Regions from separate parts of the Mus musculus genome. Here region 2 is linked to region 1. Evidence: chromatin loops called from intact Hi-C (ENCODE). Cell type or tissue: left cerebral cortex. All regions are shown on one strand. Links, peaks and the distances in the headings refer to the core of each region. The heading gives the core; the rest is flanking DNA.

Evidence for each region. Peaks named below come from ENCODE experiments on the same cell type or tissue, not always from the same donor. Only the 100,000 strongest peaks of a DNase experiment are listed, where the experiment ranks them.
Region 2: a loop joins it to region 1, with 1.9 times the contacts of the local background. A loop is called at or near these places in 2 of 42 quality-filtered maps.

What each region holds. Positions count from the first base shown.
Region 1 is chr9:94,825,484-94,838,472 of GRCm38, forward strand. The region is part of intron 5 of Slc9a9 (solute carrier family 9 (sodium/hydrogen exchanger), member 9); the gene reads left to right. Among named protein-coding and RNA genes, the nearest start is that of Mir7656, 80 kb to the left of the region's middle. In left cerebral cortex, for the core only: no CTCF peak of the experiment used is centred there; a DNase peak (open chromatin) is centred at 4,729.
Region 2 is chr9:94,758,721-94,771,709 of GRCm38, forward strand. The region is part of intron 4 of Slc9a9 (solute carrier family 9 (sodium/hydrogen exchanger), member 9); the gene reads left to right. Among named protein-coding and RNA genes, the nearest start is that of Mir7656, 13 kb to the left of the region's middle. In left cerebral cortex, for the core only: no CTCF peak of the experiment used is centred there; DNase peaks (open chromatin) are centred at 7,047 and 9,626.

The sequences.
Region 1 (12,989 bases), core at 1,617-9,616:
AACTACCCATCATGAGCTGGGTACTATCAGACCCTGCAAGTCATAAAGTGGGACGTGCACAGCAGCAGTCTATTATCAAATGGAAGTGGTATATACGTGATCGGGCCAGAGCAGGTCCTGAAGGCACAAGCAAGTTACATGAAGAAGTTGCTCAAATGCCTATGGTTTCTACTCCTGTTACAATGCCATCTGCTGCCAAGCATGCACCTATAGCCTCATGGGGTGTTCCCTATGATCAACTGACCGAAGAGGAGAAGACTAGAGCCTGGTTTACTGATGGCTCTGCACGTTATGCAGGTACCACCCAGAAGTGGACAGCTGCAGCATTACAACCCCTTTCTGGGACAACCTTGAAAGACACAGGTGAAGGGAAATCTTCACAGTGGGCAGAACTTCGGGCAGTACACATGGTATTACAGTTTGTTTGTAAGAAGAAGTGGCCAGATGTACGATTATTCACTGACTCATGGGCTGTAGCCAATGGATTGGCTGGATGGTCAGGGACTTGGAAAGATCACAATTGGAAAATTGGTGAGAAAGACATCTGGGGAAGAAGTATGTGGATAGATCTCTCCAAATGGGCAAAGGATGTGAAGATATTTGTGTCCCATGTAAATGCTCACCAAAAGGTGACTTCAGCCGAGGAGGAGTTCAATAATCAAGTGGATAAGATGACCCGTTCTGTGGACAGTCAGCCTCTCTCCCCAGCCATCCCTGTCATTGCTCAATGGGCACATGAACAAAGTGGTCATGGTGGTCGAGATGGAGGTTATGCTTGGGCTCAGCAACACGGGCTTCCACTCACCAAAGCTGACCTGGCTACTGCTGCTGCTGATTGCCAGATCTGCCAACAGCAGAAACCAACACTGAGTCCCAGATATGGCACCATTCCTCGGGGTGACCAGCCAGCAACCTGGTGGCAGGTTGACTACATTGGACCACTTCCTTCATGGAAAGGACAGCGTTTTGTTCTTACTGGAGTAGATACTTATTCTGGTTATGGATTTGCCTTTCCTGCACGTAATGCCTCTGCTAAAACCACCATTCACGGACTGACAGAATGCCTTATCTATCGTCATGGTATTCCACACAGTATTGCTTCTGACCAAGGAACTCATTTCACAGCCAGAGAAGTACGACAGTGGGCCCACGATCATGGAATTCACTGGTCTTACCACGTTCCCATCATCCTGAAGCAGCTGGTCTGATAGAAAGATGGAATGGCCTTTTGAAGACGCAGTTACAACGCCAATTAGGTGGTAACAGCTTGGAAGGCTGGGGTAGAGTTCTTCAGAAGGCAGTATATGCTTTGAATCAGCGCTCAATATATGGTACAGTTTCACCTATAGCCAGGATTCATGGGTCCAGGAATCAAGGGGTGGAAAACGGAATAGTTCCACTTACTATCACTCCTAGTGACCCTCTAGGAAAATTTTTGCTTCCTGTCCCCATAACTCTAGGTTCTGCTGGCCTAGAAGTTTTGGCTCCAGAGAGGGGAATGCTCCTACCAGGAGCTACAACAAACATTCCATTGAACTGGAAGCTCAGACTTCCCCCTGGTCATTTTGTGCTTCTAATGCCCTTAAACCAACAGGCTAAAAAAGGAATAACAGTGTTAGGAGGGGTGATAGATCCAGATTACCATGGGGAAATTGGATTACCTCTTCACAATGGTGGTAAGCAAGATTATGTCTGGAGTGTAGGAGATCCCTTAGGGCGTCTCTTAGTACTACCATGTCCTGTGATTAAAGTCAATGGGAAACTACAACAGCCTAATCCAAGCAGGATGACAAAGGACGCAGACCCATCAGGAATGAAGGTATGGGTCAATCCTCCAGGAAAAGAGCCAAGACCTGCTGAGGTGCTGGCTGAAGGAGAAGGAAATACAGAATGGGTAGTAGAGGAAGGTAGTTATAAATACCAATTAAGGCCACGTAACCAGTTGCAGAAACGAGGATTATAAAGTAATATGAATGCCCATTGTAAATTTACAAATGCGTTTGCGATTGTACGAGGAATAGTTATATCATGTTAGGCGTATTTACAACCTTGTTATTGTTTCATGTGAACATGAGATATTATTTGTGTCAAGTTGACAAGGGGTGGATTGTAGTGGCTATTCCTGGTTGTCAACTTGACAATATTTGGAATGAATTACAATCCGGAATTGGAAGGCTCACCAGTGACCCTTATCTGGAGGCTTGGAGATCCTTATCTGGATCTTGGTTTGAAGATCTTGAGCCACAGTGGCTATGAATTCCAGAAGATTGAATCTCCGAGTTTAAGGAACACACCTTTAATCTGGGCTACGCCTTTCATCTGGGATTAAAGGTGTGGTGGAACACACCTTTAATCTGGGCTCCACCTTCTGCTGGAGACAATATAAGGACATTGGAAGAAGGGAGTCTAGCTCTTGCTCTTGCTCCTTCGCCTGCTTGCTGCGTGAGACTGAGTAACTGCTAGATCCTTGGACTTCCATTCACAGCTGCGACTGAACAATTGTTGGGAATTGGCTGCCGACTGTAAGTCATCAATAAATTCCTTTACTATCTAGAGACTATCTGTAAGTTCTGTGACTCTAGAGAACCCTGACTAATACACCGAGCAAAGGAAGATCATTCCAAACAAGCGAATTGCACGGCCAAACACCAATTACTTCTTGGAAGGGAGGATAAAAAGACCAAGTGTAGATATGACCCATGGTTTTCCAAGTAACAATTGAATGGAAGTATAATATCACCCATTATAATGAAAACCTGAATCAGTAGCAGTTTGTATAGAATAAAACTGAGAAGCTGAAAGGTTAATTTTTAAAAAAATTTATTTTTTTGAGTGTGTCTACACCACTTATGTGCAGACATCTGCTTCTTCCAGAAGAGATCATCAGATCCCATGGGGCTGGATTACAGGCAGTTGTGGTGTACCCATTGCGGGTGTGAGGAAGTGCACTCAGGCCTGCTGAAAAGTGAGGCAAGCACACTTAACCATTCAGCCATGTATCTAACCGATAAAATAACATTTTAATGTATTTACATCAGGAAGATAAAACCAGAAACTGGATGGCCAAGTCAAGAAATATCACATATGAAAAATATAGAGAGAGATAGCATAAGAAAAGGGTTTTTTTAATCCAATAATTAGGCAGATTAAACATGATTTTTTCTGTGTTGATTAAAAAGATTCAGCCCATCATATTAAGTCCATTTGAACCCATCCAGTTTCAGGCAGGATTGATGAGAAATCCGGAAGCGTGTATCCAGGCAGCAATCCGAAATTACACGGAAGAAGAGGACACGAGGTAGAGCAACCACATAGAAATATAAAAGGGAAAGAAAAGCCATTTGTAATGAGTACTTTTAATTGTCAACTTGACACAACCTACAATCCACCCCAGAAGAGAGGCAATAAATAACTGTTCTTACTGTGTGTGTGTGTCGGGGGAGGGGGGGAGTTACACGTGCGCACGCGTGACATAACCAGCTGCCTCCAGTTCTTGCACTGTGACTTTCCCGCATGATGGACTACATACCTGGAATCGTGAGCTAAAACTTATCCCCTCTCCCCTAAGGTGCATTCTTGTCTGGATATTTTTATCACCTCAAGAAAAATGAAGCTAGGACACTGCTGAACTTTCTTTGTGTAACATTTGGTGTTAGAAGAAAAAAAGCATGCAGTATGGTAGTTGCTAAATATATGTTTACAAATTCAGGAAAGCAGGAAGAATTTGATTAAAGGGTAATTATGCTGGGTGCCCTCAATAAACTCTTTTAGAATTAGCTATAATAGAGAAATAAAAAGTAATGGATTGAATAATGTAACTAATCAACATGATATATGAGATATTTAATAGGTCTTTACCTCCTAATGAAAAACTGCTTTTTGTTAATCAACAAAAAATCTCAAAACTTGGCTGTGTATTTTGCCACAAAGGAACATCAACAGATTCTAACAAGAAAAAAAGAATTTGCTAGCAACATTCTCTCATCAAGTTGCCTAAAACACAAAAGAGACAATAGAATTCTTATACATCAGAAGAAATCAAGAGGAAAGTATTTAATGTCTAGGATACAAAGCAAAGGGGAACATTGGAGCCACACCCAATAGACACTCAGATGAAATTTTGTGGCATTAAATATATTTGTTATTGAAGAATAAACCCAAACTATAAAGAAATATAGAACTTAACATAGGAGACTAGATAAAGAAAAATTAAACTAAGTAATTTTCAGAAAGGGGGGAATTAATAAAGACAGATGAATAATAAATAATGAAATAAGAAAATAAAAAAGTCAATAAAAAACAAACAGTGATGATGTCTGAGATGAACTCAGTGAGCAACTGGGAGGAGAGATGTAATATGTGTGGGCTTTACCGGAGACACAGAAGAGAAGGGTCACAAGCATCACCTCGTGCCCAAGAGTCAGATAATCAGACAGCACAGTGTTCCAAATAATATACCAGGCAACGTGAAAAAAAGCTTTACCCATGATCATAATTACAATAAATGTCTCTGGTAACAAATAAAAATCTGGAAGAAAAGGCTTGGAAGATGATGAAATACCTACCATTGAAAAGATGGTTTCATAGCTGAACTACATCTCACTTTCAAAACAAAGAACTCTAACAAGACTTAACGATTGTGAGCCATGTGGAAGCGTGAAAGCCTCTTGTTTATTTAAAGATGGCATGAGGCTGAAATCAAACGGCTGAAAAAGAACCACAGCAGAAAGTTGCAGCCCACCCTACTCAGACTTGAAAATACTAGAGCTCAAAATAAAACATTTGCAAATAGAAGCTAGAACTGTGAGTAGTAAAAATTCAGAGGCAACTACTGCATAATGTTAAGTGGACTGGATATGCAGCTCAGAGGTAAAACAGTTGCTCATCATGAGCGAGGCCCTGGGCTTCGTCTCCAGTGCCAGAAAAGCAGACCACCACCACCAACAAAACCCATTAACTATGATTAATACTCTCTGGATACAAGAGTGGCAGTCCTCATAAAATCTACCAACTTCAGTGGTAAACAAGACACAATATTGCACGTATTAATGAGATAAAGGCATTTGAAACCTTACAGCAACAGCAAAGATGAATTAGAGGTTTAAAACATGAATTAAAATAATTTTAATGTAATTCAAAGCATTTACCACAATCTAATACTAGAAACAATCATCTTAACTGCTTGAAACTGGGTAATTCCAAACTGTAGTTGCAGCCAACTTTCTTGAAAGCAATGGGAATAAAAGAAATATAAGAAACACGAAATATAAGGAAGTCTAATGCTTTGGATTATCAACAGCTCTTACTCCTGGGTCCATGGCTAGAGGAGAAAGTGACCGAGCGAGCCAAGTGGGAGGAAGCTGGTGGAGTGTCTCACTGTAGGGGAAACTTCTATCCATGATACTGTTAGATCCAAGTAACGCTGCAGTGAAAATCAAGGCTTAAACATCAACATTTCCCTTTCTACCTTCCCTTTGACCTTTCCTTGGACTCCCCATTGGACAGACAATTGGAACCTAGAGCCAGGAGACTTACAGTTGTCATCATGTGGTCAGTGTTCTCTGGCGGAGAGCAAGGTGATAGATAAAGAAGGATGAAGATCTGGAGGTACGGATGTAAAATACTGTCACAGTGTTCCAAGGATTGAAAGGGGGGAGAGGTATAGGGCAAACATCACATATACTAGAAATCAAGAAAAAAACCTACCATTTTTTGGTTAACATTTTACTATCTAAAACAACTATTACATTAAATGTAACAATTTGTAAGGTGCCTGGATATAAGATAAATATGCAAAACCTGTTAGCATCAATTTTTTTTAGCTGGGCCTGATGATAGAAGCCTGTCATCCCACGTACTCTGGAGGATGAAGAAGATGGATCACAAATTCAAGGCCAGCCTGGCCTACAAAGTGATCTCAAGGCCATCTTGTGCAACTTGGTGAGACATCATCTCCAAATGAAAAATGCACAGTATTGAGGATATAACGCTTGCCTAGTGTGCATGACGCTCTCTGGGTTCAAGCCCAAGAACTGCCTCCCACAATAGCCACATAGTATCTACAAGATGAATACGATATCTACAAAATCTACAGATACTTGGAGTCAGTATTAATATTTACAGTATTGTCACTGTAAACACATGATGGGGTAAATCCTAGAATACAAAGTTGAAATTAGGGACTCTCTTTCACTTGCTACTAGGTGTTTTTAAGACTGCTTTTAAATAGAAGATCATTAGCAAGCTGTGTCACTGCTGATGCTTTGGATGTCCAAACATGTTCCAAACATGCCAATGTCAGTCTTTGCATAACAGTCTTTTTGAAACCTTGTATGCCTGAATATATTTTACTTATCCCATCATATTATAAGAGCAATTTGATTAGATACACAATTGTGCATTCAAAGTTACTTTTTGTCCCCTATTGCTTTAAGTTGAAATATTTGAACTTTAAGTGTGTATCTCTCTGCATTCTGGGTTTAATTTGCATCTGTGACTCCCATTTTCCAGATGCCATGCCCCTATTTCTTGCCTCCTGTATCTCAATATTTTTATATGTATTCTTGTGTCTTAAATCTTCCTTCTGTCTGGTAGAGCTCCACTGCTGACTTTCCCATTTACCTGCTTTGCTTCTTCAGCTATAACCACGGATCCCCCTTCCTATGTCATCCTAGTCTCGGATATGTTCTTTCTTTTAACTCCTAATTTTGTTTGAGATTGATTGTTTGATGTGATGTGATGTGGTATGGTGGTGTGTGTGTATGTGTGTGCTTGCCTGTGTACCTGTGTGTACATACCACAGTACACATGTTGAGGTTAGAGGACAACTTGCAGGAGCTGGCTTATTCTTTCTTTGTGAGTCTCATGGCTTTTGCTGAACTCTGGTGACAGACTCTGGTGATAGGTGCCTTTACCAACTGCTCCATCTTGCCAACAGTGCAATATTTGTCCCTTACCTTTCCTTTCACGTATTTTTAGCTCCCCATCTCTTAATTTAATAATTAAATAATTTAATAATGAAACTCTGACATAACTACTCTAATAATGTTTCTGCTTGTTGCTTTTCTGTGTTATAACTCTCATAGCTCCTTTGGAAATATCAACAATTAGACTGACAGTAAGTATTGTAGCATGTCAACATAACTATAGTTAATCACTTTCACTTGCTAACATTTCTCTGGCCCAGTTACCTGGGGTAAATGATTCTCAGGAGCCACTAGTCACTGTGATTGTTTTGTTGTTGTTGTTGTTGTTGTTGTTGTTGTTGTTGTTGTTTTTCTCATCTCAAGAGGAGTGGGTAGGCATCTGACATTGAGAGGGCAGGGGCACTGCTAAGCTTTAATAGCACAGAGGACAACAGCCCATAATAGATACTTCCCTGGTATAATGGTCACCAGTCCCATGGTTGAGAGGCTGCGTGCCAGCTAACTGTCTAGAACAAGGTTTAGACCTTAGGGCAAAACAGCATTGTAACCTTCTGGCCCAGGATTTGTAAATGAAGAGTTTTCCGAGTCTATTATTTAAACACCAGAATTATTTGTAATTCTCTGATCTGAGCCCCTTGAACATCTGCCCAAGTGCCTAGCTAACTGTATATGCTTTAAACAACAGAATCAAGCAATCATTGTTCCAAAGAAATGCAAGTCACAAATGCAAGATTCAGTGAGCTTAGTTGTTTTCGTTTCTTGATTTTTCTTTTCTCTACCCCCTTCTTCCTACCTCTAGTCACCTGCTATTTATATACAGCAATTCCAAACAGCCTTCCTTCTCCCTACGACTTCTCGTGGCTTTTGCTGTTATTGTTATTTGTTCTTTTTCCAGTTCTCTATAGACTTCCCCATCATTGGATTTTGGGCATAAGCTTGTAGCATATTCTAATAGTTTCATAAAACGTCACATTTCCCCAAATTAATATAATATACTTCCAAGGAAAACAAAGCACTTTCAGATAAAATTATCTGAAGGTTTGTGATGTCAAACAAAAGCAAAAGAGGACTTGTCTAACCAGATATAAGAGTACCATAAAAATTCATTATAATCAATCAAAATGGCAATGACCCATAATAGAAAAAATTATAAAAATATCCCAGAATAATAAGAATTTGAAAGAAATGAAAACATGATAGATTAACTAAATGCTATTTGCACAACAGATTAGCTATACCTTTGGAAGGTGGTATTTATAGAAATGTACTTGAATTAAAAGAAAATGACCAAGTAAGAACTTCACAGAAATTTATAAATCAATCTTGATAAACTATGAATATAAAATGACCATCATAAAGATGGAAAGATAATTTATAAAAAATAGCTATTGAAAAAGAAAAAAAAAACTTCAAATGGGGAAAGACATTATAAACAAAATCAATGGACAGGCAACATATTGGGGGAAACCATTTACATGCAAATGATGAGTCTTTGCTCTCTCTTTGAGTGATAATTTGGCAATAAGTAACAGAAACATGGACCCAGACTAGGACCAGGCAATCTGTAAAGGATCAAACCTTCTTGGCCACAGACATGAGAAGTTTGTTCAGGTTCAAGGGAAGTCATAGAAATGTACAATAAAACAACAGCCTGTCATTTCACCCTACAGTGTTTGGCAGCAGTAACAACACTAACAGTTGCACTTGGCAGGGATGCAGGGAAACCGAACTTCTACACATTACCAGTGGAAATGCAAATCATTAGGAGACTTTTTGGAAAGCAAATCACATCATTTACTGCACCTTCAAACACACAGGCCCTCCTGACCCAGCAAGGTGAATTTTAGAAGTCTAATCCATACAAGTTAAAAACAAAAACAAAAGCAAACAAACAAACAAAAAAACCTAGCTCTTAACGGGTTGTGAACGAGGATGCTTATTGGAGTATTCTTAAGAGGACAGATTGAAGAAATTGCCAGGGTTCTATAGAACTTCATGGGTCCATTAAAAGGGTAAATCAGTGCTCCTCCTGCTCAGACTTGAGGATTTCCTAAGAGGCATTTTTCCCTACTGTGTAAAGATTCACAAAAGTATATATAAAATGATTCAAAAATTTTAAATCAACATCATACCCTCCTGTACGTATCTGGAGGTTTCTTGCTCTTATGCCTGTGTTTGTGTATTGTATACTCTTGACTCGGACCTTGAATGGGACTCAGGAAATATAGCCATGTACATTGTTTCCCCCTCCCACCCATTGCTCTCTTGAGGCCCCAGGGAATGGGGAGGCCTGGGTGGGAGTGGGGTGGAGGACATCTTCTTGGAGACAGGGGGGAGGAATGGGATGAGGAACTGTGGGAGGGCAACAACTGGGTTGTGAAGAAAATAAAAGTATTAAAAGTATTAAAAACAAACAAACCATCCCAGAGGTTCCAAAGATCCCTGGCTGGCAAACAATCCTGACTGGCAAACAACCCACTGTATGTAGACTGGGTCACAAAGGGTGAATGAGGCTAAATTTCAAGTTCCTCTTGAGAAACTGAATTTGGAAAATACTGTTACAATACTTAGTAGCAGAAACAAAAGACAAAAAGGCTAAAGCAAGAGATGACTTGAGTGTATTTAGAGCCAGGTAAACTATGGTGAACTGAAGGCTTGAGGGACCACAGACTAAGGTGGTGGAGCAAGGCAGTTGGTAGAGAGTAAGCCAGCGAGCAGCAGTACAGTTGGAGACAACCATCTGGCCCCGGAGACAGACACTAAAGCACCAGGCCTTCACACTACTTGTGTGTTCCGCCACCCCTGGGTTTGTGCATCCCTAAAGCAGATCTCTGTCTCTTGAGCTCTCTGGACTGTGCAATATTAAATGCTTTATATTCTGGGGAGAATTTTTTCCTGAGGCTACTCCTTGCCCACTGGTAGATAAGAACCTGAGGTATTTAAGTTGCCAGCAGAGACTTGTGTCAGTAACAAGCACCTCCAATCCCATGTCATAATGCGAAATTTCAATTTGATCTAACACGTGACTTTAACCACATTCTCCCCAACTTGCTGAAGACAGGTAGCCGACCTTTGAGAAGAGGTATAGAGAGGGCCGTCTTTCTCACATGCCTTATTTATCATTCACTGGATATAGGTTCTGACATCTCCAAAGTGGGGAAAACAATAAGAACCCATTTTATGTGGTTGATATAAGCCCCCCCTCAGAGCACCTATATAGGCTCTACATGTGAGATATTTCATGTGAGGCTCAAACCTCATTCATCAGCATCCATCCCCAAACTCCTGGGGGCATCTTATGTTGCCTCTTGGGCTACATCTGGTTCCTTTCCAAAGCTGAGATCCCCAGACAACCAATGTGAGCAAGAGACTCTCATGTGAGTCTCAGCCCCTTACAAGTCTCACCTGCCAGGGGATGCTAAGGCCTTGGGATCCTTTCACTGGCTTAATGTGGATGACAGGTGAGAGAGCCATGCAACTAGACCAATGGATGGCGACCACAAACCTCCCTGGAGAAGTGCTTCTGTGTTTCAAATCCTGATTTAACATCTGTTGCAAATGTGTGTGGTGATAATTACAAAGAGGAATTTAGTGCAGAGAACCTGGTGGGACATACACTGGATTGTGAAATTGGGAAGAGAGAGAAGATAAGACATTGGGTTAGAAGGAGATGGGAGAGGGTATCAAAATTAAAACACTGTTAAAGCAAGCAAATAAACAATGTGTTTGTTATGGAAACATTTGTGTGTGTGTGTATGTGTTTGTGTGTGTGTGCGTGTGCGAATGCTTGAAAAGAAAACCACATATAGAAATTAAGCAATCATTTTCATAGTGTGTTAGTAAACCACCATGAGCTGTAATGGAAAAGATCTTAAAACGCAATGTGATATTGTGCATGTCATGAAATTTAAAACAGGATCAGCAAATTCGCATATGACATGTAAGTCACACATCTTCACTTTCTTCAGCAGCTTGGGTGTGCTAAGAATCCAAATTGCCCAATGGAGCCCTGAGCCCTGGGTATCTGCTCTCATCGGGAGACTACTGGCTCTCATTAATTGAATTTAGAAACCTCACCGTGGCATTATCCTGTCTAGAGACTAAATTAAATGCATGGATTATAATTCATTTACTGAAATTAGATGCCATCAGGCATTGGCTCCAAAGTCAAAGTCTTTTTGCTCGTGGGTATAGCTGGACCAGCTCCTAGGTGACATGTGTCATAGACTGGTGAGCCGAAGAGAACCCAGGTCTCGTGCAATTCCTGCTTCAAGTACATAGGACAAATTCAAGCTGGCCGCTTAACCTTTCTAGGCCTTATTTTCCTTGTGTATGTCCTTAGATGACAGCTAAGATCCTTTGCAGCTAGCATCGTTCCATTTTAAATAACCCAAGACTTCCCGGGGGGGTCTGTAAAATACAGATTACTGGGTCCTGCCTCCAGACACCCTGATTCTCCCGAGTTGGCCCCAATGTTCCATTTCTCACAGGTATCCGTGAAAAATGGGGGTCCTGGTCCGCAATGCTGACGAATTTAAAACTTGAAAAATGAAGTATTTGCTTTTCTGAGTAAAAGTGGTTAATTGCAAAGTGAAGTAAGCTCACTATACGTATTTCCACTAAAATAAATATCTGTGCAAGACCTTGTGGGACATGTGTACAGTTTGAAGTGTGTCACATTGTCTTGCTTACTGTAATTATAAGAAAGGTACATTTTTTTTTCTCCTAAGATAATGTGAACTTCTACAGTCTTAGTTCCCAGGAGCTTGGTGCACGTAGAAAGCAGGACAGGGTATAGCTCGGTGATGGAGGATGTGCCTAGCATGTGCAAGGCCCTGTTTTTATCCCTGGTACTGCAAAACAAATGAATAGAAATGAAGAAATTGATAAGTAAATAAAGAAATATAAAAAGTCCTGCTAACAACGTCTGGAACTAGGTACTGTAGGTGGAGGGAGTTTACCGTGAGTGAGTGAATAGTACTGTGAACTGAGAGGTGGAACTGTGTGTGGAGGGATGGTACCGTGCGTGGAGGGGTGGTACCTGCGTGGTGGGGTGGTACTGTGTTTGGAGGGGTGGTTCTGTGCGTGGAGGGGTGGTACTATGCGTGGAGAGGTGGCACTGTGCGTGGAGGGATGGTACCGTGCGTGGTGGGGTGGCACTGTGCGTGGAAGAGTGGTACCGTGTGTGGAGGGGTGGTACCGTGCGTGGTGGGGTAGTACTGTGCGTGGAGGGGTGGTACTATGAGTAGAGGTGTGGTACCATGCATGGAGGGGTGGTACTATGCATGGAGAGGTGGCACTGTGCGTAGAGGGGTGGTACTATGAGTAGAGGTGTGGTACCATGCATGGAGGGGTGGTACTATGCGTGGAGAGGTGGCACTGTGCGTAGAGGGGTGGTACCGTGCGTGGTGGGGTAGTAGTGTGCGTGGAGGGGTGGTACTATGAGTGGAGGTGTGGTACCATGCGTGGAGGGGTGGTACTATGCGTGGAGAGGTGGCACTGTGCGTAGAGGGATGGTACCGTGCGTGGTGGGGTAGTACTGTGCGTGGTGGGGTGGTACTGTGTGTGGAGGGGTGGTATCGTGCATGGTGGGGTTGTATCTGAGCTGAGTCAGTCCCCAGCTTGCATGGTGGAGGACTAACCACAGCTTAGTGCCTTAAATTCTTGGAACTTATATTGTGCATCCTTGAATATGCCTGTCAAAACAAGACAAAATCAAACAAAAAGTATTTTCTATTTCTCCCCAGAGCTGTTGACAGATCAAATAAGATGCTTTGTAAAAGATTACTTATAAATTGCTAAGTTTTCTATAATAATATCTATAATAAAACTTAACAACAATCAACTCTTCTTGGGCGTTTAACTGGCTCTTCAGATACCCCTCCTATAGCACTTTAATTATTTGTGACTGCACATAAAATTGCCAGAAGTTTGTTCTCAATAAAGTAGCCACCATAAAGAATCTGCTTTCTCTCCTTCGCCTCTTGCCACTGTCCACTTCCGCAGTGTAGATGTTCAAAGGAAGGAAAGAAAGAATTAGAGCCATTCCCCGTGGAAGCTCTG
Region 2 (12,989 bases), core at 2,380-10,379, 66 kb before region 1:
GGAGAGGGAATGGTAGTAAACAATTAGTAAAAGGAAACAACACAGTGTGTGTTGGGAGAGGGTTGTGATAGAAGTGCCAAGATAGAGGTGCAAATGGAAAAGAGAGCCAAGCAAAGTGCCTGATATTCAGGGGTCATTTAGCACATATTCAAATGAAAAGACCCACCCCCCATCATCTGGAATGTAAGCTGTTCTTACCTCCTGTTTCAAGTATTGGTGCCACTATTATCCTCACAAATCCATTCTCCAAAGAGGAGACCATGTCATCTCTGCCTACAACCTCTAGTTGCAACTGAGCTCGCTGGAAACAAGAGCTCCTTCTCAGCCAGGCCCTTCCAGACCTGCCTACCTTTTGGTCCTTGATTCAACTACACAAGACTATATTACTCTAGAACCTCTGAGTTCTCTCCTGGCCCAGGCCCTCTGTTTTGTACTTTCTGTGGCTCTAACCTGTCTCCTGTCCATCCACGTCTCTACTCTGGTATTCCTGTGGAGAGAATCCATCTTTATAAGAGGGCACTTCCAGTGAATCGCTTCCAAAAGGATGTCTTCTCTTTGCTTTCTTCCATACTCCATTGAGATGCAATTTCCTAAGGCAGGGACCTTGTTAATCTTGTGCAGCATCTTATCCCTGGTGTCCTTCACATAATAGAAGATCATTCTGGCACCTGGGATGGTATGGACATTCAAAATTCCATCAGCACCTTGATGGAAGAAGTTCCAAAAATAATATAACAATAACCACCACTATACCAATGCCTAGCATCCTAGGCATAGGTGAAACTACCCTCCAAGCCTGTACAGGACCTCGGGAGTTAATGATATCCAGCTCATTGTGCACTGTTGTAAAGGTTTTATAAAGGACAATTTTAGTGTCCCATTTTCATAGGCTTGAGTTAGAATTATGACATAAGAATAAAAATGACCTTAGTGAAATGCAGCAGTATTTTAAAATAACAGCAGTCCAGAAGAGAATCCTGGTAATCTGGATTTAGCTACATCCTTTCCTTCCTTCACTGGCTTCTATTTTCTGCACCTCAAAGACAAAATACCTGTGGTTTATTTGCAACTAGAGAAAGTCCTGGTTAAATAAATGGGCCTTGGTAGCTTAAAAAATTCAGTGGTCAGTATTTGCTATTCATTGGTCTCTGGGCTCTGTTTTGTCTGAGCGCCTAGTCTCTTTTTCCTTTGAGTTATCACCCAAGCATCAAACCAGTATCTTCTGTATGCCAGTCATATTAAATTAGAGGTTAAACTGCAAAAGCTCCTGTGTGCAAAGGCTGGGCTTCTCTGAAAAAAGCTTCTGGCATTCAAAGCCGAAGCAATAAACAACAAAAGAGGTTGGTGAAGCCGAACAAACGGCCTTAATTGGCCATTAAGTGTGGACTGCGTGGAGAATAATGCCTAACCCTGCACAGGGGTATCTACCTCATTGGAGGAGGGTTCCCTTGGTGGTCAAACTTCTGATGAATGCCACCTTCTTCCTTCCTCATTAAAAACTTCCTCGGCATGTTGTCATGGTGAATACCTATATAAAGAGAGATATATGGCTTGCATCTTATTCCTCTGATTCTTCAACTCAATCAAGCTTAATTGTTATATATTTGCCTAATGAAAAAAAAACATTTAAACCTATTTTTCACTTAATCTTTTGACTAGAAAAAAAGCAGTAAAGATGTTTGAAGTTTGTTTAAACCATCAGAGCATAAAATAGTGGGTTATAATTATTATGTAAATAACACGGAGAAACTGAATCAGAAGTTCTTTTATAACTAGAATAAGACATGCAGGGTTCAGGCAGGTGGCTGAGGGAGCACAGGGCACTGGGAAAGAGAGCCATTTTGTTTCTACATTGTAGTTCAGCTCTGAAGGAGTCTTGACTCAGGAATACCTGTATAAAAGCCACTATGTATGGGTGACTGTCATCATAGATTATAGCATCCTGCAGTCCTATGATCAGCTCCTCTGGAGAGAAGCAGCCATATGTTCAGGTCGCTAAAGAGGACAGACAGTCTCTGCAGATATCCAGGAGCCTTGTGGCTGTCCAAGGACACCAGAATTTATGATGACAACGGGAACACAGTTATACTTTAAACAAAATAGAAAATTGCCATTAGCCGGGCTCTATTAAGAATTCTGAAGTTCCCAGAGATAAAAATGAGGTTGAATTCTGGTGTCTGAGACATGCTGCGAATTGCACTGATCTTAACTACTGGCATTAGTGTGAGCAATACTAGGTGTTCACCACTTGCATTCTTTGCATCTTAATGCCTGGATGGTTCCATAGTCCAAACACTCACATTCAGAGGCTCAAAGACGTCAGAACTTATTATACTAAAAGTTTTCATTTATATTCATTGCTAAAAACTTGTGCAGCAGAAAGGATAGTGTTCTGACTTTCATACTCCCATTCCTGAAGCAGTCAGGAATGCCACGGAGCCCACCAGCACATCCCAGTACATTCAAGCATTGGGTGCCCATGAAACACAAACAAAAAGGGGTCCCTTATACAGTACAGCATGTTATCTGGGCCACAGGTTCTGCAAGCAGAATAGGAGTTGGATTTTGGTCCTGATTAGCTCCATATATATTGCCCTCCACAACATTCCTATTGGAACAATCTGCAAAGGGCCTCCTGGAGACAGAAAACAAACTGTCCCCAAGAAGTGTGATATATTTTATTTTGGAAAGCAATGGGTTCTGTACTTTGGAACAGTTTTAGGTATTGACATATTAGTTTAGAACTGACTTGTTAAAATTGTTCATTTATAACAATCAATAAACTCTGTGTGATATGTTATTATTAAACACTATAGGTTTTGTTTTGTTTTGTTTTGTTTTGTTTGTTTGTTTGTTTGTTTTTAGTGTTCCTTCCCTGTTTTAAGATCCTGTCTAGTATTCTGTATTACATTTGGCTGTTAGGTCACCTTAGACTCTTCTTCGCTGTGACAACTTCCCGTCCTTCCTTCCTTCCTTCCTTCCTTCCTTCCTTCCTTCCTTCAAGATTATTTTTTAGTAATCATTCCATTCATTTACATCTTACATGATATCTCCTTCCTGATTACCCCTCTATAAACCTCCCTCCCACAAACCCCCTCCCCCCTCCCCTTTGCCTCTATGAGGTTGCTCCCCACCCATCCACCCACTCCCACCCCACTGTTCCAGCATCCCCCTATCCTGGGGCATCAAGCCTTTACAGGACCAATGGCCTCCCCTCCCATTGATGTCAGATAAGGCCATCCTCTGCTGCATATGCATCTAGAGCCATGGATCCTTCCACATACACTCCTGGGTTGGAGGTCTAGTCCCTAAGAGCACTGGGTAGTCCGGCCAGCTGACATTGTTCTTCTAATGGGGTTGCAATCCCCCTCTCTACTCCTCCAATCCTTCTACCACCTCCCCCACTCGGGTCCCTGAGCTCAGTCTGATGGTTGGCTCCAAGCATCTGCCTCTGCATTGGTCAGTTGCTGGCAGAACCTCCCAGAGAACAGCTGCACTAGGTTCCTGTCAGCAAGCACCTTTTGGCAATGGCAACAGTGTCAGAGTTTGGTATCTGCAGACAGGATGGATCCCCAGGTGGAGCAGTCCCTGGATGATCCTTCCTCCAGTCTCTGCTCCATTTTTTTGTCCCTTTCTTTCTTTAGACAGGAACATTTCTGGGTTAAAAAATTTTAAGATGGGTAGGTGACCCCATCCCTAGACTGGGCGGTGTGCCTATCTACTGGAGGTGATCTCTATAGGTTCTATCTTCCCTTCACTACATTAAGATTTATTTTTATGTTATGTATATGAGTGCTCTATCTGCAATCAGAAGAGGGCATAAGATCACATTATAGATGGTCGTGAGGTTCATAGATGTACTATGTGTTTGCTGGGAATTGAACTCAGGACCTCTTGAAGAGCATCCTGTGCTCTTAACTGCTGGGCCATCTTTTCTACACTGGCTGGGATAATCTCTTAAGCTTGCATTTGTTTTAATGACTTTGACAATTTTATGGGAGTTAGGCAGATGTAGGATAGAATGTCCTTGTACTGGAATTTATTAGGTATTTGTCTTATTATAAGATGGGATTTTGGGTTTGGGAAAAAAAGATCATGGGGGTTCATCCCATCATTCACAGGCACACATGTTGAACATATTTTATGACAACCAATGTGAACTTTGACCTCCTGCCTGAGGCTACCATGGTCAGTTTCTCACTACTAAAGCTGCTTCCTCCCCTGGCCCACTGCATGATTTGAAAGGTGCTCACTGCGCAGAGCCCACAGGATGCAGCCTGTCATCATTTTCTCCACTTTTGGTGGAGTAGCAGCACACTTTGTAAAGAGGACTCTGACCTCTTTGCAAATGCTGCATTATTCAATCACTTGTTTATGTCAGTGTGGACCCATGGCTATTTCTATACTTTAGTTAATATTGTGAGAATCCTTCATTATGATGCTGAAATTATGTCACCTTTGGCCACTGGGATCTTTCTCAGTTGGCGTGCATGCCTGCCTGGCATATAGACACCACTCTGAACTTTCTTACATACCTGGAAGCACAAGATGCCGCAGGCTAGTGTTGAATATTCTCTTTTCTCTCCTTCATGTATGGGAAAGGTTCTTTTTATTAAATAATGCCATTAGAAACTAAAATTTGTTGCTAGTACTCATAGGTAGTTTCCTTCAGATGCCCTAAGGCAACAAAGAAATGCATACTTGTCTACTAACCTGTCTACATATACATATGTATATATCTACATACATACACTTTTTCTATATATAACCTTTTCTATTTAGAGTAAGGTAAACCTGAATTATTATTTATATCTCCAATACTAGTTCATTACTACATTCTGGCCTCTTTCTCCTGCTTCATTCTAACAGTAGGAAACTCATTAATTGCTTGATGCTATATTTTACCTCTGCTTCCATGGGAAAGAACTTGAGTTCAAAATTACAGTCCAGTACTATTATTGGATAGCTCAGATTGTCTTTAGTCTCATAGACTCTGTTTGTTTCCATAAATATCAAGTTCAGATCCTTTCTCTGTTCCATTTTCATGAGATTTTTTTCACACATTAATATATATATATATATATAATATTATATATACACATATATAATCTTGTCAGTCTGCATTTATTTCTGGCATTCCCAATGGGAAGATGTGGTTGTTTATTAGTCAAATTAATCTTATGTTCATTAAAAGATGGTTTACATGATGCTTCTGAAAGTAGATGTTTTTATTTGCATGATTATGCATTTAATTTTACCATAAAAGTACATAATTATCTATCAAGTAATAGTCTTATAAATGCTATTAATTAGGACAAAGACAGATATATGTATTTTAAAAACTAAATCAATTCAGGAAACCTGATGGGGAATTGTGAATGGCTCCAGTTTGGGATTTTGCCCACAAGGACCATTTATACTCTGCTGTTTTTTATGCACTGTACCTTCAAAGTCCAAATTTCTCTTTAGATCCCCAAAATAGGTCATCCTTGACATTTCAAAATGATAAAATGGACTGTATGTGTGTCCTACATATATTTATATTTGTATATATGTGTGTACAGAATCTTGTGTAAATAGCAATGCTTCTGTCTCTAGTCTCATATGACTGTATTCTACACAGAGCAATAATCAATCTATAACTCAGTCAACTTCTCAAGAAGGTGGAAGATTTTTTGACAGGGCAGAAAGTAGAAAACCACAGGGGAAGCTGGATGTTGTCAGCATATTCAGCATGACAGTCCTGGTGTCAACACGAGCACTTTAATTCATCCCATGGAAACTCAGATGAGAAGCAGCTTCTTGGCTGGGGCATGGGCATGGTGCTGATGCCCTCCTAAAGACAAATCTTTATGCCCGTCCGTTAGTACACCTCTCGATCTTCACCACAGAAGCTTCTTATTGTAATAGATTAACAGATATCTACAATTGATTAAGGTTCAGAAAATTTAAAAAAAATGGGAGATTCTCAGTCCTCAACATGATATCTATATAATACAAGGTTCAGGGATCATGGAGGAGGAGGGAAACAGAAAGGTTGTAAGAGCCGGAAGTAGAGAATGTCTACAGTGTAGCACTGTTTTCCAGACATAAAAGAGCATGTGCTGACAGTGACTGTGACACTGTGATGGTTTGGTATATGCTTGGCCCAGGGAGTGGCACTATTTGGAGGTGTGGCCTTGTTGGAGTAGGTGTGTCACTGTGAGTATGGGCTTTAAGACCCTACTCCTAGCTGCCTGGTAGCTAGTATTCTGCTAGCTGCCTTCAGATGAAGATGTAGAATTCTCAGCTCTTCCTGTACCATGCCTGCCTGGATACTGCGATGCTCCTACCTTGATGACAATGGACTGAACCTCTGAACCTGTAAGCCACGCCAAATGTTGTTTTTATAAGACTTGCCTTGGTCACAGTGTCTGTTCACATCAGTAAAACCCTAACTAAGACAGACACCATGCATGGGATCCGCACACAATCAACCAGACAAATATCCCAGCATGGAGGATGAAGGTGGCCAGGGACTTCCATTCCCAGATGGGGATATTTTGGCAATTAAGTCAGATTTTTTGAAGTCAGGGTCCCCTTGTTGTTTAGTCTTGGTTAGTTAGCTCAAATAGAATAGCTCAAAGAAGGAACCTCCTTCAAATAAAAATATTTTGTATAGTTTTAGTCCATTTGATGCATATTAATATCAGAAACTTAAAGTGAGATATTGTAGTTCAATTTTCAGGAATCTCTTTTTGATATAAAATGAAAAGTAGGGAAATGTAGTCAAAATTTGAGCACAGAGACAGTCCTTTTATCATTACTGAAAAGTAAAAATTGCAACCCATCCAAAAGTCCAATATTAAGAAACCATTAATATAAAATATGCTAAATATTAGCAACAGAATATTCTTCAAGTCTTGCAAGTCAAAATTATAAATGACATTAAAAAATCTTCATACTATCATTTAAAAATAGACCATTGTAAAGTTCTGTAAGTGGTATGAGTCATAGGTTGGTAAAAATGTATAAAATGCAGATTGGCACAAAGTGTTCCAAAGTGAGATACAGTTTATCATAGAACTTGTGTTCTGCCCCAAGATACACACCCAATGAGGATCAGCCCCAGCTTTTACCCCTTCTATCTTGGTGTCCTCAAATGACTTGTTATAAAATTTCTTCCAATCATCCATTAGGATATTGCTATTGAAGTTATGATATGATGAGAAATATCTTTTTATATGTTCACACACACACACACACACACACACACACACACACACACACACACACACACAATTTTCCCTAGCATTTGGTATGAAGCCTAACACCTTGGAATTTCTCTAGAGGCAGAGGTGATAGGATCACCTTACTACTGACAAGTCCCCTCCCTGGATCTGTTTATGCTCTTTAGGTGACTGGTGCTGGTCCCCTCCTACCCCCATCTAGCTGTAGGGTAGAGACTGGTCATCAAAGACAAAGGCAGGAGTATGACATTGAGCTTTTAATCCCACACCCTCCTCCCCCAACCAAAGGGTAAATTCAGTCATCAGTGGCCAAGAGTTTGCTCCATTATGCCTGTACAAGTGAGTCTCAAGCAAACCTGAATATCAGAAAGCTCTGGCTTGGCAAGTACAGGAAGTCACTAAGAGGCCACGTGAATCCCATGCTCACCCCGGCTTCACCCTGCTCCTCTCTTATATGACTAATTACTGAGTGGCATCCCCTGGGGGTAAACCAGGACAACAAGGTAAAGTACTTTCCAGAATTCTAGAAACTGTTCTAGCAAGTAATTGACAACTTACTCTAAGGAACTTTGTGGGGATCACTGATATATAACTAGGTGGTCAGAGCTACAGGTGGCCTGGCTCTAGGAACTGTCCTTTCAAGTGTGGACAGCCTTAGGGTAAGGAGACATTTAACCAGTTGGGATCTGACAGTAACTTCAGATAGCATAGTAACAGTATTGAATTAAATTTCTGGACACCCTACTGGTGACAGATGAACCAAAGAACTGGTAGTAGGGAACACTCTAGGAACAATATATTTTTGTCACAGTAAGGGCTTAATCAGGAAACAGATCCACCCTGGGTATTAAAAATGGAAAGAATTTAATTATATCTTACAGCTTATAAAACAGTAGGAAGAAAGGAAGAAGAAAGTCAAGGAAATTTACAACTATGCCCAAACCATCAGGGAATCTGAGACAAGAGTGAAGGACCATAGGAGAATTTGGCCCAGCCAGCTCTGAGCTTTGAGTAGAGGACTAGAAAACAATTCAGAGACTGCCATAAAACCAACTTCCGCTAAGTACCATCTTCCACTGTAGAAGGAGAATAAATAGCCTCGGAGTACCAATTATCTCCAAAGTCTAGATCCAGCATGTCAGTAGGTGAGAAAATATGAATTGCAGAACCTGTGGTGATGGAGTCTAGGAAATGTAGCCCTTGGTCTTCAACCCCAAAGAAAGCACATGAACACAGGAATGGATGTGAATTGCTTACACTTGTTTTAAACTTCTATCGTAGAGTATTGTAACAGTTTTGTGAGGACTAAGTTACATATGTATGTACAGTGTTAACAGGACATATGGGTAATTTCGTGTAATTGATGGATTTAAGCATTGTTCATTATGATGGTGGTAACAAAGCCGGTATGTTAGTGGAATAAGACTAGGTATCTGTCTTTTTGTTAACTCACATTTTTATTTTATTTTACATTGAGCAATACTTTTTATTTAGAGAGTTAGCTTAACCCCCAACATAAATGCTGGGGAGTCATGTTTTCTGTAACAAATATTGGTGTCAGATATCAATCACTGGATGTAAGGTATGGATCATTTGAAACCCTCAGGTTACTTCCCAGATCTGCCGTCTGGGGAGGTTTTCATTTTAATTCTTTAATTCTTATTATAGGCATTGAGTGAGTTTGGAATCAAGTCTTTATTTTTGTGTTTCAAACTTCACTATAGTACCTGCTGCCTTTCTTAAATAAAAATGCTGCTGCCATTCATCAGAACAACTTGGCAAAAGCCGGAAATAGTAAGTGACAAGCAGAGAACGCTAATTGTAGCTGGGATAGAGCAAGTAATAAGAAAATGAAAAGATATTATTTTCAGTAAACCCAAAGAGAGAATTCCAGCTAAAGACTGATTAAAATGCCAAGAGAGAAAATGTTGTTTTCAAGAAGAAAATATATAAAAGATTTGGAAAGCACAATCCTTCCAGAACAAATCTTAAATTGTAACATACTACCAGGACATTTTCAATGTGCCATGCTGTCTACTGAGTTATTATTGCTGGCTGTAAACCTTTAATAAATAATGTGAAGCATGATAACTTGCTATTTTAATCAAGGGCTATTATTAGAATGACTCGAAAACCTGAGCTTTGTCCCACTTAGTGTATTAAAATAATTTTTTTCAAATACACCAATTATGATTGTCAGAGTAAGTGGAAAATAATTTATTTAGGAGAGAACCTCATTCTTAATACTCCGTACCCACCGACCCACAGATGATTAATTCTTTATAAACCAGCTGCAGCCAGCCTCAGAAGAGCCGTCTCATTATTGGTCCGTTATTGTGTTAGTCCTTTTTGTAGGAACCGATTAGTGGGCCAATTAACAGCCTTCTCCTTAGAGGTCTACAGCTCAGGTGGGGGAGGGGCTGCTCCTTCCACTAAATCCTTTGCTTCAGTCGCCTATTTTGAGCTTCAGACATAAGAATAAAGGGGAGAGAGATTTCCCAGTCTTTGGTCTTCTCAGCATTGATTAAAAATATATCTGAGATTTAGACAAACTCTAAAGGAGAAAGGTAGCACTCATGCATCAGTTGTTGTTGCAACAAAATGTCCTACAAAAATGATGTAAGAAACGGTTTATTTTGGCTCACAGTTCAAGAGTACAGCCCATCACAAACGAGAAAACCTGCTAGCAGGGGTAACTGGTCACATTGCATGGATGGTTAAAATCAGAGTGCGGACTGGAGGCATGTGTGGGAGGGGCACACGATGGTGGGGGATGGAGGGCAGCTGATACTCAGCTCATTTTCTCCTTTGTACTCAGTCTAGGGCCTCAGCCCAGGAAATGTTGCTGCCCACAGAGGGGATCTTCCCTCCTCAATTAACCCTATTTAGAAATTCTGACATCCAATGCCCAGGTATTGGTCCTGTGGAGGAGATAATCAATGCTAATTATTATCAATACTAATATTATATCTTATTTCAACAAAGGCCTTTCGTGTGTGCTTTCTTAAAATGTAGTGTTTAGCCTTGTTTTCTTCTGAATCCAAATGCCTAAAATGTTGTCTGGCATATAGTAGCTGATCAGTAAATGTTTGTTTCACAAATAAATGAAGACTTGCTAAGATGTTAGTATACAATAGTCAGAGAATGGGGCTCCTTTGTATAGGCAGCTCCCAAACTAGGAGAGAAAAAGACACAGCAGCAGATAAATCTAAGGTAGTATGTGCTGAATTATTAAAGTGCAGACACAGGAAGAGTGCAAGACAAAGACAGTTCTCTCTCAAGTTGGCAGCTTGGGTTGGAGGAGAGAAATCTTCCTAGAGATGAGGTCACAGAAGTTTCATAGACTTGCCAGGAACTCAACAAGCCAAAAGGGAGGCTTTAGGCCAAAGCACAGCGTTATGTAAAGACGACTCCTGGAAGAACATTTACTGTTAAAATATAACAATATTTATTTAAAAATCCATGCATTTTTTTTTTGAGATTTCATAATCAGGAGTCTCAAATGGAAAAAATGAGAAAACTTGGGGAAGGAGAGGAGTTGGAAGGCAAATCTGAACGTGCAGAAATTGAGATGTTGAAGAAACTGAGGTTTAGCAATGCCAAGTTGTTCATGGTCCCGAGGACAACCATGGAGTAGAGTTTGTGAGTCCCTTTCCTGAGCATACCCACTGCTACTGTGCTGTGACAGGTAGTGTGGGCTGCCTGCCTCCCCCCCCCCCCCCCGTCTTTCATTGAATTAGCAGACTCAAGGAATAGCTCATTTTCGAAGGCTTCCTTGGTGACCAGGAGGAAGAAATCAGAAGGATCCTGTGTGATTTGGATGATTTTCCAGAATCCTATTTTGCCTCTACTTGGTTATTGTTTGCTTGTTTTAGTTTTTATTGTTTTTGTTGTTGTTGCTGGGTTTTTTTTTATAGCTCACTGTGTTGCTTGCTCATTCATTCATTCATTCATTCACTCATTCATTCATTCCATGGTTCAAGCTTACAGATGGCAAGCTCTGTGCTACACACTAATTCATAGCCCTGTGCATTGGCTTCATTGCAGGGACCTGAGGGAAGCCACCATCTCTCACCTCATTTTCCACAGGGTCATTGAAATGGTCATTCAAATGAAATCTTACTAATGGAGTACCTCTTTAATTTAAGAATTTCCCAAGCAAACAAATTACTACTTACTGAAGAATACTGGAGTTTCCTCAAGGCAGGAGTCCTCTTACCTGGAGACTTTCGGTGCATGTTATCTGCCTGTCTGCTTCATCTTATAGATTGCAGAGCTTTCAATCACTGTTAAGATTTTTACTTATAGATCTGGTTCTCAAAGCCTTATTCTTTGGGGAATGTGGAAAAAGAAGGGTTCACTTTGATTATTTATCAAGAGGAGATGATGATTCTCACGTGCATGGATGTTGACTTGGTCAAAGATTGCATTCTCTGTACTTGTTGGTAAGTCCTCCTTGTACTCAAAGCAGACCTTTGATTCTGAGAATACCACTGGTTGCCATGTCATAAATAAATCTGCCTTGGCTGTAGCCAGGGAGAAATGATAATCTCCCTTTTTTTCCTGTCTCGGCCCCCGGTTGCCTTTAGTCAGTGTTCTATCCCTGTAATTTACACATTCTGTATGTTTCCCCATACATTTTTCCTTCAGTGTTTATGCATACATCACCGCTTTTGAGATCTATATATTGTTTTCATGTATCCAAACACCACAGCCTTTTATAACTGCATAATTTCTTCCTAGTTTATGTTCACTGACCACCTAAATTTTCTGGATTAGCTATGTTAAAACAAAACAACAACAACAACAACAATAAAAAAAACAAATGGCATGTGTCAAGATGTTCACAATAACAGGACAAGATAAGGACTCCTGGAAGACAGGGCTCAAGCAAATAGACCATCCCAGACAATCCAGCGTTCTAGGCATGCACACTGTAACAAAACTGCAAGGAAAATCACACATATACAGTTCGTCATGGGCCGAATAAAACTTGCTGACCCATAAGTTTCAGAAGTACCAGAAATGGCAGAAGGTGGGGCATCTGCTTCTTTTTTGTCCTTTATCCGGAGTCCATACTTGATGTAACTCCTGGGTAGTTTCTTACCTATAATCTTTTCACATTTGAATACATGTCCTCAGCGTTTGTACAGCAGGGCCTTTGGGGCTGCCCTGCTTGTCATGCCTACAAGAGCCACCAGTGAGATGAACAAGAAAGTTGCCTCTGCCCTCTGGTTGGGCTACTCACATCTGTCTCCATCCCTCCCTGGGAACCCTCCACCAGAGACCTCTTTTCCTGGAGTCTACACAGGAAACAATCCTTAAGCTCTAATGCTCTGAGATTGCCCCTGATCAATTCTGTCAACCCTAGTGGCTTCTGTCCTCACATTCTGAGTCCCGGTCTACAGAACAGCAACATGCCAATGTGTACAATCCTTACTTTCCTTCTAATCCCGTCCCTTTCTAGCCTAGAAATCTGCCTTTGATCTGGATTTAGGGGTGACGTGGGGCTTGAAAAATTGCTTCAGACTCAAGTGCGTTTTGTCCAATTCTCTTTGTTACATTCTAAGTCTTTCTAGACCTTTGATTTCAACATTTGAAACACAGGCTTTTAAGTAAACCCTCAAATCATTTTCTCTCCAACTGTTATATATCTTAAAGTATAAAACCTAAGAACTTTGAAATCAAAAGTTGAGCTCAAGTAAGATGACAAAGAAGTAATACTTCATAAAAGGTATTATTTGGGAGTGTGCTGGCTAG